2 separate regions of the Homo sapiens genome follow, and region 1 is linked to region 2. A link is an interaction called in ENCODE POLR2A ChIA-PET data of the cell type or tissue named here. Cell type or tissue: PC-3. All regions are shown on one strand.

The links. Peaks named below come from ENCODE experiments on the same cell type or tissue, not always from the same donor. Only the 100,000 strongest peaks of a DNase experiment are listed, where the experiment ranks them.
Region 1: POLR2A ChIA-PET joins it to region 2 with 18 read pairs; 2 of 35 experiments call an interaction of 5 or more read pairs at or near these places.

The regions. Positions count from the first base shown.
Region 1 is chr6:35,782,866-35,787,865 of GRCh38, forward strand. It overlaps CLPSL1 (colipase like 1), which reads left to right. Exons shown (of 3, transcript NM_001010886.5): 2 at 4,133-4,255. Among named protein-coding and RNA genes, the nearest start is that of CLPSL1, 4.3 kb to the left of the region's middle. In PC-3, no CTCF peak of the experiment used is centred here; no DNase peak of the experiment used is centred here; H3K4me3 peaks cover 518 bases; H3K27me3 peaks cover 1,487 bases.
Region 2 is chr6:35,389,152-35,394,151 of GRCh38, forward strand. All of the region lies in intron 2 of PPARD (peroxisome proliferator activated receptor delta), which reads left to right. Among named protein-coding and RNA genes, the nearest start is that of PPARD, 49 kb to the left of the region's middle. RefSeq lists an enhancer at 2,748-3,316. In PC-3, a CTCF peak has its summit at 2,375; DNase peaks (open chromatin) are centred at 2,340 and 3,230; H3K4me3 peaks cover 1,804 bases; H3K27ac peaks cover 4,865 bases.

The sequences.
Region 1 (5,000 bases), 390 kb after region 2:
TAGCCAATCCTCCTTTCCTGCCTTATTTTCTTTATAGCACATAATCGTACATAATAGGATTATACATATATAATATAAATATTACTTATTGTTATGTATATAACATATGTGGTAAAAATCACACCTTACTAGGTGCTCAGATCTTGAGTTTACATGGAAATCAATGGATTCGAACCTATGCAGACCCCCTCATCACTACCGTCAGAACAAGATATAGGACATTTTCATTACCCCAAAAGCCTCACTCTTACTCTCCTAGTCAATAGCACCAAAGGCAACTGTCTCCTGACTTCCATTATTATAGATTAGTTTTGAACTTTGTATGATGAAATCACACAGTATGTACTTTTAAAAAAAAATTTGGGCCAGGCGCAGTGGCTCACGCCTGTAATCCTAACACTTTGGAAGGCCGAGGCAAGTGGATCACCTGACGTCAAGAGTTCGAGAACAGCCTGACCAACATGGTGAAAGCCCATCTCTACTAAAAATACAAAATTAGCTGGGTGTGGTGGCACATGCCTATAATCCCAGCTACTTGGGAGGCTGAGGCAGGAGAATTGCTTGAACCCGGGAGGCAGAGGTTGAACTAAGCCAAGAAAGTGCCATTGCACTCCAGCCTGGGCAGTAGAGTGAGACTTTGTCTCAAAAAAAAAAAGGGGGGCTGGGCGCGGTGGCTCATGCCTGTAATCCCAGCATTTTGGGAGGCCGAGGCAGGCAGATCACGAGGTCAGGAGATCAAGACCATCCTGGCTAACACAGTGAAACCCTGTCTCTACTAAAAATACAAAAAAAATTAGCTGTGCGTGGTGGCGGGTGCCTGTAATCCCAGCTACTCAGGAGGCTGAGGCAGGAGAATGGCGTGAACCTGGGAGGCACAGCTTGCAGTGAGCCGAGATCGCACCACTGCATTCCAGCCTGGGCGACGGCGAGACTCTATCTCCAAAAAAAAAAAAAAAAAAAAATCTGACTTATTTTGCTCAACGTTTTTTCTGTGATACCGTATCATTTCACTTATGTATCTCTTCCCTGTCTTCCCTCTCTAGAGCTGTGTGTGTCCAATAGTGCAGTTACTAGTGTGAACCCAAAATATCTGAGACAGGTCTCAGTCAATTTAGAAAGTTTATTTTGCCAAGGTTAGGGACACACCTGTGATACAGCCTCAGGTGGCTGGGGTGCACCTTGCTTTTTTTTTGTTTTTTGTTTTTTGGGGTATAGCTTGCTTTTATACACATTGGGGAGACATAATATGTCAGTCAGTACCTGTAAGATTTACATTCGTTTGATCTGGAAGGGTGGGACAACTTGAAGTGGGGGGCATGACTTCCATTCCAGGTCATAGGTAGATTTAAACAAATTCTGATTGGCAGTTGGTTGAACAGCTATTATCAGCAGAAGGGAATGTCTGGGTTAAGATAAGGGGTTGAGGAGAGCAAGGTTTTATCATGCAGATGAAGCCTCCAGTAATAGGCTTCATAGAAAATAGATTGTACATGTTTCTGATCAGACTTAAGGTCTTTGTTAATGTTAATGCTGGAGGGGTATTAATGAGGCATGTCCAACCCCCACTTCCCGTCATGGCCTGAACCAGTCTTTCAGGTTAAATTTTAGAGTGCCCTGGCCAAGGAAGGAGTCGACTGAGATGGCTGTGGATTGGTGGTGGTGGGAGGCTTCAAATTTTATTTTTGGTTTACACTAGCCACATATAGTTACTTAGATTTACATTGATTAAAATTCAACAAAATTTAAAATTCAAGCCAGGTGTGGTGGTTCATGGCTGTAATCCCAACATTTTGGGAGGCCAAGGTGGGAGGATTGTCTGAGCCCAGAGGTTCGAGACCAACCTGGGCAACAAAGCAAGACTCCTGTCTCTTACTGGTGGAAGGTATCTGAGTTATTGGCAATGAATCTGTATGCATTTACAGCAACCTCAATTCTTGCCTCCTCAGAAGAAAGAATTCAACTGAGGGGCATAAAGCAGAAAAAGAGACTGAGGCAGGTTTCAGAGCAGGAGTGGAAGTTTATTAAAAAGCTTTAGAGCAGGAAAGAATGGAAAGTACACTTGGAAGAGTCCCAAGTGGGCAACTTGAAGGGCAAGTGCAGTGTTTAACCTTGGTCCTACCCCTTAACAGTCTTGCCTACCTCCAGTGTCGTGTGCCTCTCTCCCCTGATTCTTCCCTTAGGGTGAGCTGACCACATGCGCAGTGTCCTCCTTACCCTTGGGAAGTGAGCACATGCAGGGTGTTTAGGAAGTTGTACGCATGCCCATCTGAGGCTTTGTTCCCTTTTCCTGTGGAGTGTGCCCCTGGAAATTTTTTTTTTTTTTTTTTTTTGAGACAGAGTCTCGCTTTGTCACCCAGGCTGGAGTGCAGTGGTGCAATCTCAGCTAACTGCAAGCTCCACCTCCCGGGTTCACGCCATTCTCCTGCCTCAGCCTCCCAAGTAGCTGGGACTACAGGCACCCGCCACCACGCCCAGCTAATTTTTTGTATTTTTAGTAGAGACGGGGTTTCACCGTGTTAGCCAGGATGGTCTCGATCTCCTGACCTCGTGATCTGCCCGCCTCGGCCTCCCAAAGTGCTGGGATTACAGGCGTGAGCCACCATGCCTGGCCCTGTCCCCGGAAATTCATACTCCTCCATTTTTTCTCTTAATGTGCATTCCCCGGGCTCACTCACCCAACACCTGAGATTTTATTGGAAGCCCTTTTTGCTTCTCTCTGGCCCCTGCTTTCAATGGACACTTTAATGTTAACAGCTGTGGACCATTAGAAGCCTGTCTCTCCCTGGAGCCTAACTGCCAAATTATCATTTTTAGAGAGGCAATGTGATAACTGTTGAACCATCACCTGACATTCCTGGTGGGTGGGGGAGAGCCCTCTCCTACCCCACTCATGCCTGTCTAACTACCTGTAACATCTCTACAAAAAATAAAAAAATTAGCTGGGCATGGTGGTGTGTGCCTGTGGTCCCAGCTACACGGGAGGCTGAGCCAGGAGGATTGCTTGAACCTAGAGGTTGAGGCTACAGTGAGCTATAATTGCACCACTGCACTCCAGCCTGGGTGACAGAGTGAGACTTTGTCAAAAAAAAAAAAAAAAAAAGGAAAGGAAAGAAAGAGGGTTGGGCGCGGTGGCTCATGCCTGTAATCCTAGCACTTTGGGAGGCCGAGGCGGGTGGATCACCTGAGGTCAGAAGTTCGAGACCAGCCTGGCCAGCATGGCGAAACCCCGTCTCTACTAAAAATACAAAAATTAGCCAGGCATGGTGGCGCACGGCTGTAATCGCAGCTACTCGGGAGAATTGCTTGAACCCAGGAGGTGGATGTTGCAGTGAGCCGAAATCACGCCACTGCATACCAGCCTGCGCGATGGAAGCAAGACTCCATCTCAAAAAAAAGAAGAAAAGAAAATTTAAATTCAGCTCCTCAGTTGCACTACCACATTTCAAGTGCTCAGTAGTGGCTAGTGGCTATTGGACTGGGCAGAAAAAGCACATTTTCGTCACTGCAGAAGCTCTGTTGGACAGTGCTGCTCTGGAATGTCAGCTGCAGGTGGACAGGGATTTCTGTTTTTGTTGTTCCCAGCTGTATTCCCAGTGCCTGGAACAGTGCCTGGCACACAGTAGGTGCTCAGTATTTGCCTGTTGAATGACTATTGAAATTGTCAGAGATGATGGGTGGCTGTGATCAATAATGTTAATTACTGTCCTAAGCCCCAGTGCTGGGTGGAGGTCATTGATGTGTGTAGGGGGAGGGGCGGTGGGAATGCATGTAGGTGACCATCAGGCACAGGTGAAAGGGTGAGTATGAGTTTTGGGGCGAGAAGGCTCTGCAGCAGAATGAAGTGCAAGAGAGAGACAGGAAAGTCTAGACCACTCTGGTGTGTATGAGAAGCAGCCTATGTTGAGGACACCAAGAGTAAACCTTTTAAAAACTGTTCAGTCCCCTCCAGGCATCCACCGTCTGCACAGACTTACCCCGGCCCCCACGTAGAGACCACCCTGCCTGGCAGGAGCCAGAGGTGATGGTGGGAGCAGAGTCTGGGGAGGAGCCCCGTAGGGAGAAAGCCCCAGGCGGGGCGGCGAGGGCGGAAGGCGGGCGGTGGAGCCTGGCGGTGCCGTGTCCCTCCCTGCAGGAGCTCAAGGAGTCTTGCATCCGGAACCAGGACTGCGAGACTGGCTGCTGCCAACGTGCTCCAGACAATTGCGAGTCGCACTGCGCGGAGAAGGGGTCCGAGGGCAGTCTGTGTCAAACGCAGGTGGGTATCGCCGCCCGGGGGGAGCCAGAGGGGATCCAGGGGAAGTGGGAGCCAGGGCGGGCCCAGATTCCTGGGGAGGAAAGAAGGGTAGGTGGGCGGAAATGCCCTGGAGCCTGGAATTCCCCCGTGGGACTGCACCTCCAAGCCTTCTGGGGGAGCCTGTGGACGGAACCAATATGGTAGCCCACCCTAGGGTTTTGGAATCCTGGATTGGGGCGGGAAGGCGATGTTTCACTTTCTAATGTGGGTTCACATTCTCCAGGAGTCTTCTCAGCAAATTCCGAAAGTAGTACAGTAAATGGGCACAGCTAGGTCCAGCCTCTGCCCCAGAGCCCCGTCTTCATCCAGCTCAGGAGTTCTGCTGTGGCCCCGGGTGTTCCTGGTGGAGGATGGGCAGAGGCAGCCTCTGAGCTGGGTGTGTAGGGGAGGGAGTTGATTTGCCCATGGAAGGATTTAAAGACAAGACATAGAGGTCCTGCGATGGTGTGTCCATGGACTTAGGACAGGCAGATGGGTCAGTGACAGGCAGGGTTACAAGGTCTGGAGCTGGGAGGACACTGAACAATCCAGGAGCCAGCCTGGAGAAGGCAGCCAGAGGTGCCACTCTGAGCAGCTGGCAAGCTATCATTTATCCCTGGATCCTGGCTGTGGGCAAGCACATGGGCCCTGGAGCTGGGCTGGGCTGGGCTTAGGGGCTCAGGGAAGAGCTGCCGCCAAGGTCGAGGTCAAAGTCCTGTCTTTCCCA
Region 2 (5,000 bases):
GCTTGGCCTGGACAACAGAGCAAGACCCTGTCTCAAAAAAAGCGGAGTAGTTACTTATTGTGGAGATTAGCTGTTCAGGGGCACAAAGAACCTTGTAGGGTGCTGGAAATGTTTACTGTCTTGACCTGGGTGATGGGTTTTTTTGGTTTGTTTTTTGTTTGTTTATTTTGTTTTTTTGAGATGGAGTCTTGCTCTTGTGCCCCAGGCTGGAGTGCAATAGCACTATCTCGGCTCACTGCAACCTCCACCTCCTGGCTTCAGGCAATTCTCCTGCCTCAGCCTCTCGAGTAGCTGGGACTACAGGCGCCTGCCACCATGCCCGGCTAATTTTTGTATTTTTAGTAGAGACAGGGGTTTCACCATGTTGGCCAGGCTGATCTTGAACTCCTGACCCCAGGTGATCCGCCCGCCTCGGCCTTCCAAAGTGCTAGGATTACAGGCGTGAGCCACCGCGCCCAGCCTGGGTGATGGTTTTATGGTGGTATATAAATGTAGGAATTCATGGGGCTTATTATGTTTAAGATTAATGCAGATTGCATACTCTAACCATGAGTATGTTATACCCCAATTATAAATCAAGCAGGCAAATAAATAGCATATTCCCCAAAATAAAGAAGTAAAATGCAATAGCAAGAAAGTGTGCAAAGAGCTATGCCTGGGAAAATACAGGAACTGTATCATTTTGAAAGGGTGAGAGATGAGATTTCAGACCCTCACCCTCTCTCACTGTGTCATTTCTGAAGGGCCCTGGTGACTTTCTTTGCCCCTCTCCACTCTTACAGTCATTGGAACCAGAGGGCAGAACCCCGGGCCTCAAAATTAAGTCTATACACCTTAGAAACTAGGAATTCAAGGCTAGCCAGGTCCTGGCCCTTTATCTGTCCTTCAGAGAGTGGGGTGCCCCAGCCAAAGCGGACAGCTCGCCATTCCCAGATGTGCCCTGTGTTCTCGGCTGCGTTGCCTGACTCACCTTGGCCTTCCCTGGGAGTGCCTTTTCTAGTTTTCTGGCCCAGCTAGAAGAAAGGGCCATTACACCTACTCCAGAATCATCCCTGCTGCTCCCAAGTTGGAATATTTCTTCCTCCACAGTGGCCACCTCTTATGTGCCCTCCATCACACAGTTTGTATACTTACCTCTTCAAGGGCAGGCTGTGTTTTACTCCTTTTGTCATCTCTCCCCATAGGGGTCTAGGTCAGTGCTTTTGTACATGGTGCCTGAAACAGTCCCATAAATGATATTTTATTTGAGTGGGGCTCTCTGGCTGGAGCTACTAGGTGGAATGTTGCCATGTGGGAGCAGGGGTCATAACGAAGGCTGGCCATCAAGATGCTGGTACTTCCAAATTCCCAACAGTTATTAACTTTCAGGATTGAGGAACAAGTAATAGAAATTCCCTGGAATGCCCAAAATCATAACTTTTTCTATATCTTTCCTAACACTTTATGAGTTTTTAAATAAGGAGTGGTCATAATAATAAATGGAATTATTTTTTCTGTGATAAAATTTCAGAGGTGTTTCTGTAAAAAAAAAAGAAAGAAAAGAAAAAGAGAAAAAAAGATGTAACATTAAATGCGTGGTTTGGTGGTTTGGTTGGGCACAGTGGCTCACACCTGTAATCCCAGCACTTTGAGAGGCCAAGGCAGGAGGATGGCTTGAGCTCAGGAGTTTGAGACCAGCCTGTTAACAGAGAAAGATTTTGTCTCTATTAAAAATAAAAAAAATTAGCCAGCATGGTGGCATGTGCCTGTAGTCCCAGTTACTCAGGAGGCTGAGGCAGGAGGATCACTGGAGCCCAGGAGTTTGTGGCTGCAGTGAGCTATGATAGCACCACTCCGGGTGGTGACAGTCTTGGTGACAGAGTGAGACCCCATCTAAAAAATTAAAATAATAAAAATAAAATAAATGCATAGTTTATTGTTATTATGGACAAATATATTGTGATATATGATTGTATATATTTCATTAGCATGTAAAAATGATCTCTATCTGATATAGACATCTGATAATAGAAAATGCGGAAGAGAGCATTAACACAAAATGAATACCAAATAAAAATCACTTAATGATTTAAGAGTAATACTACACATATTTAATATTTAAAAGTTACTCTTAAAGGTTAAAACTAGAGAAAAGTTAAAAGAATAAAACAATGAATTTCTGTATTTCCTTCACCAAGATTCACCAGTTGCTAACAGTTTGGCGCATTTGCTTGATGTGTCATAGATTGTCCACATTCCATATCTGTTGGATTGTTTCCTTGTGATTAGATTCGGGTTTACGTTGTTGGTGGGAACCCACATAGATGAGGTGTGCTTCCTGTTGCTTACATCAGGAGGCACAGTGGTGCCAGTTGGCCCTAGTAAAAGTGATGCTAACTTGATTCACCTAGTTAAGTTGGCATCTGTGAAGGCTACTTTTGTATTAAGGCAGTGAACTTCGAAAGGAACTTTTCCCTGACTTTGGGAATTGCTGACAGCCATTTAGGAAAAGAGACGACTGTTTTCTCTGTCACGTGTAGCTGCAGTTAAGAAACATCCTAGTATAGTCAGACAAGCTCTGGAAGCCAGTATGTCAGGACCTGGGACCAAGCTCTACAGCCATCTCTCCCTGTGACCATAGCCAAGTCATTTCTGAGCTATGTGAGACTGTACGTATAAGGAAATAGACACTCAGAGAAGTGAAGCAGTTTGCCCAAAGCTACTCAGCTAGTGAGTGACAGAGCTAGGATTCAAACCCATTTTTGTCTGGGGACAAAGCCCTGCCCTTGTCCTTATGCCAAGCTGCCTCCTTTGTGAGGCAGCTGGTTGTTATGATTGTGGCACTGACCACTCAGATGTTGTGCTCGGAACCAAGCAGAAGAGCACCAAGCCTTATAGGCCCTGACAGGTGAGAGGGAAGAGAGAGGTGCCTTCCTTCATCCATCTGGACTGCCCTTGGAATTCCTGGGCCAATTTGGGGAACCCTGGCACCAACCCTAACATGGGCCAGTGCCAGCACCAGGTATATGCAGCCTGTACTTCCCAGTCTGGGCAGGCAAAGGCTGGAACCGCACCAGCAGCTCTCCTCTGTAACGCAGCACGGAAGTATTTATTTCAAGGGTGGCTCAGAGAAGTGAAGCAGTTTGCCCAAAGCAAACTGGTTCCTCCCCTGCATGTGGCAGGCTGTCCTGCAAGCTGGGAGGCGGGCTGTTGGACGCTCCCCAGCCACCCTTGAAATAAATGCTTCCATGCTGTGTTGCAGAGGTGAGTTGCTGGCACCGTTCCAGCCTCCGCCTGCCCAGACTGGGAAGTACAGGCTGCACATACCTGGCACTGGCCCACTTTAGGGTTGATGCATGGGATCCCCAGATTGGCCCAGGAATTCCAAGGCCAGTCCAGATGGATGAAGGAAGGTATTGCCTCAGCCTGCCTGGGTTCCTCGGGGGAGAGAGGGAGACAGGAAGCATTAATGGGGGAAAGGTGTGCCAAGCCTTGCCAAGCAGGTCATTGTGGGTGGGGAGACACCGCCTACGTGCTCGGGACGCCCCAGGATTTGGGTGGAGGTTCTTGAGGAGGCAGCGAGAAAGGAGAGCTGTGACAGCGACTCTGGAGCACTCTAGAATGGCTCTTAGTGACCTTCTGCTCTGGTGACCCACCAGCAGCCCACCAACCTGTCATCTTCCAGTTAGCAGCCATCCCCAGGGCCAGTAGCACCTGAGCACTTGGTAAGTAGAAAGACCCAGTGTCTGCTCCTCATGTTACCCTGGTGTCCTTCCCCAGAGCAGTTGTTTTGGGAAAAACTGGCTCCGGCTGAAGCAGGAAATGGTGCTCCTTGTCAAGGTCATGTTGTCCTGTTGCTATAGAACTGAGAGACCCTGAGGATCAGCCCTCTGAGGTTCCTGTTACCTCTCTTTACACTATTCATCCTCATAGGCCTCCAGGAAGGGGGCCAAATTCAGGGCCAGGACCAGGGCCAGTGGCTTGGTGAGGCATAGGCTTTGCTGTATGGGCCCTGTGGGGAGCTCTGGGGAGTTCTTATTCCCCTGGCTCATGGCCACCATCATGGAGAGACCCCCAGGGCTCTGGCAGCCAAGTGGGCAGGAGCGGAGGGAGGGGGCATCTTGGGAGGGAGAGCCCCGAAAGGAAACAGGGTTTATAGACAGACTCCCGGTCATCACTGCTTGTAATGCTTGCTCAGTGAACAGTGGCAGTGCTTTTCCTGACTCTTTCAAGAGAGTCCCTTCTCTCTCCTGCTAGGTGGGCTGAGATCCAGACTGGTTAGAAGCCTAACATGACCTGGCGTGTGAGACCTTGCACTCTCTGAATGTATTCCCCAAGTGTCATCAATAAGTCACTCCGGTTCTGGCATTTCCCTATCTTATCCTGCATACCCCTCCTCCTGGCTCTGAGTCCTGAGGAGTGAGATTGCAGTTTTTGACCCATGTTCTTACTGAGAAGTGGGCTGTCATGCAGGTATAATATAAAATCCAGAAGCTGCTGTCAGAATTATGTGAGAATTGGGAGGTGACAGCATGGGCCAATTTTCTGAATCTCTAGGGTGCTTTGATGCTTAAGAAGTCTTTCTGGGCTCCCTGAGATTTGAAACCTCTTGTTTTATCTGTCCTTTCACTCTGGTTCTTCCTTTCCTTTCTTGGGGACTTCATGCTTCTCAAATATTTGTTAAGTGGGTGCTTATATGGGACCTTAGAAAGCAACCAGCTAGGCATGCACTTGGAAAGGGACAGGAGGACTGAGAACAAGACTAAACATTTCTGTGAGATTGAGCAGCAGGAGAGCTTTGCTTCTTTACTGGTGTCAGTATGTGCCTGCAGCTCCTGGGCTGCCTTTACTCGAGTGAGATCCATTTACAAGACTCCTGACTCTTCTACTCCACTTTATTACAAAAGATGTTGATGCTCGTTTTAAAAACAATTTAAACTACAAACATGAATAAAGGTATTTATCTCCCCACCAGTCCCCCTCATTCTCCCTTCCCTCCTGTTCTTAGACTGGTTTCCCCT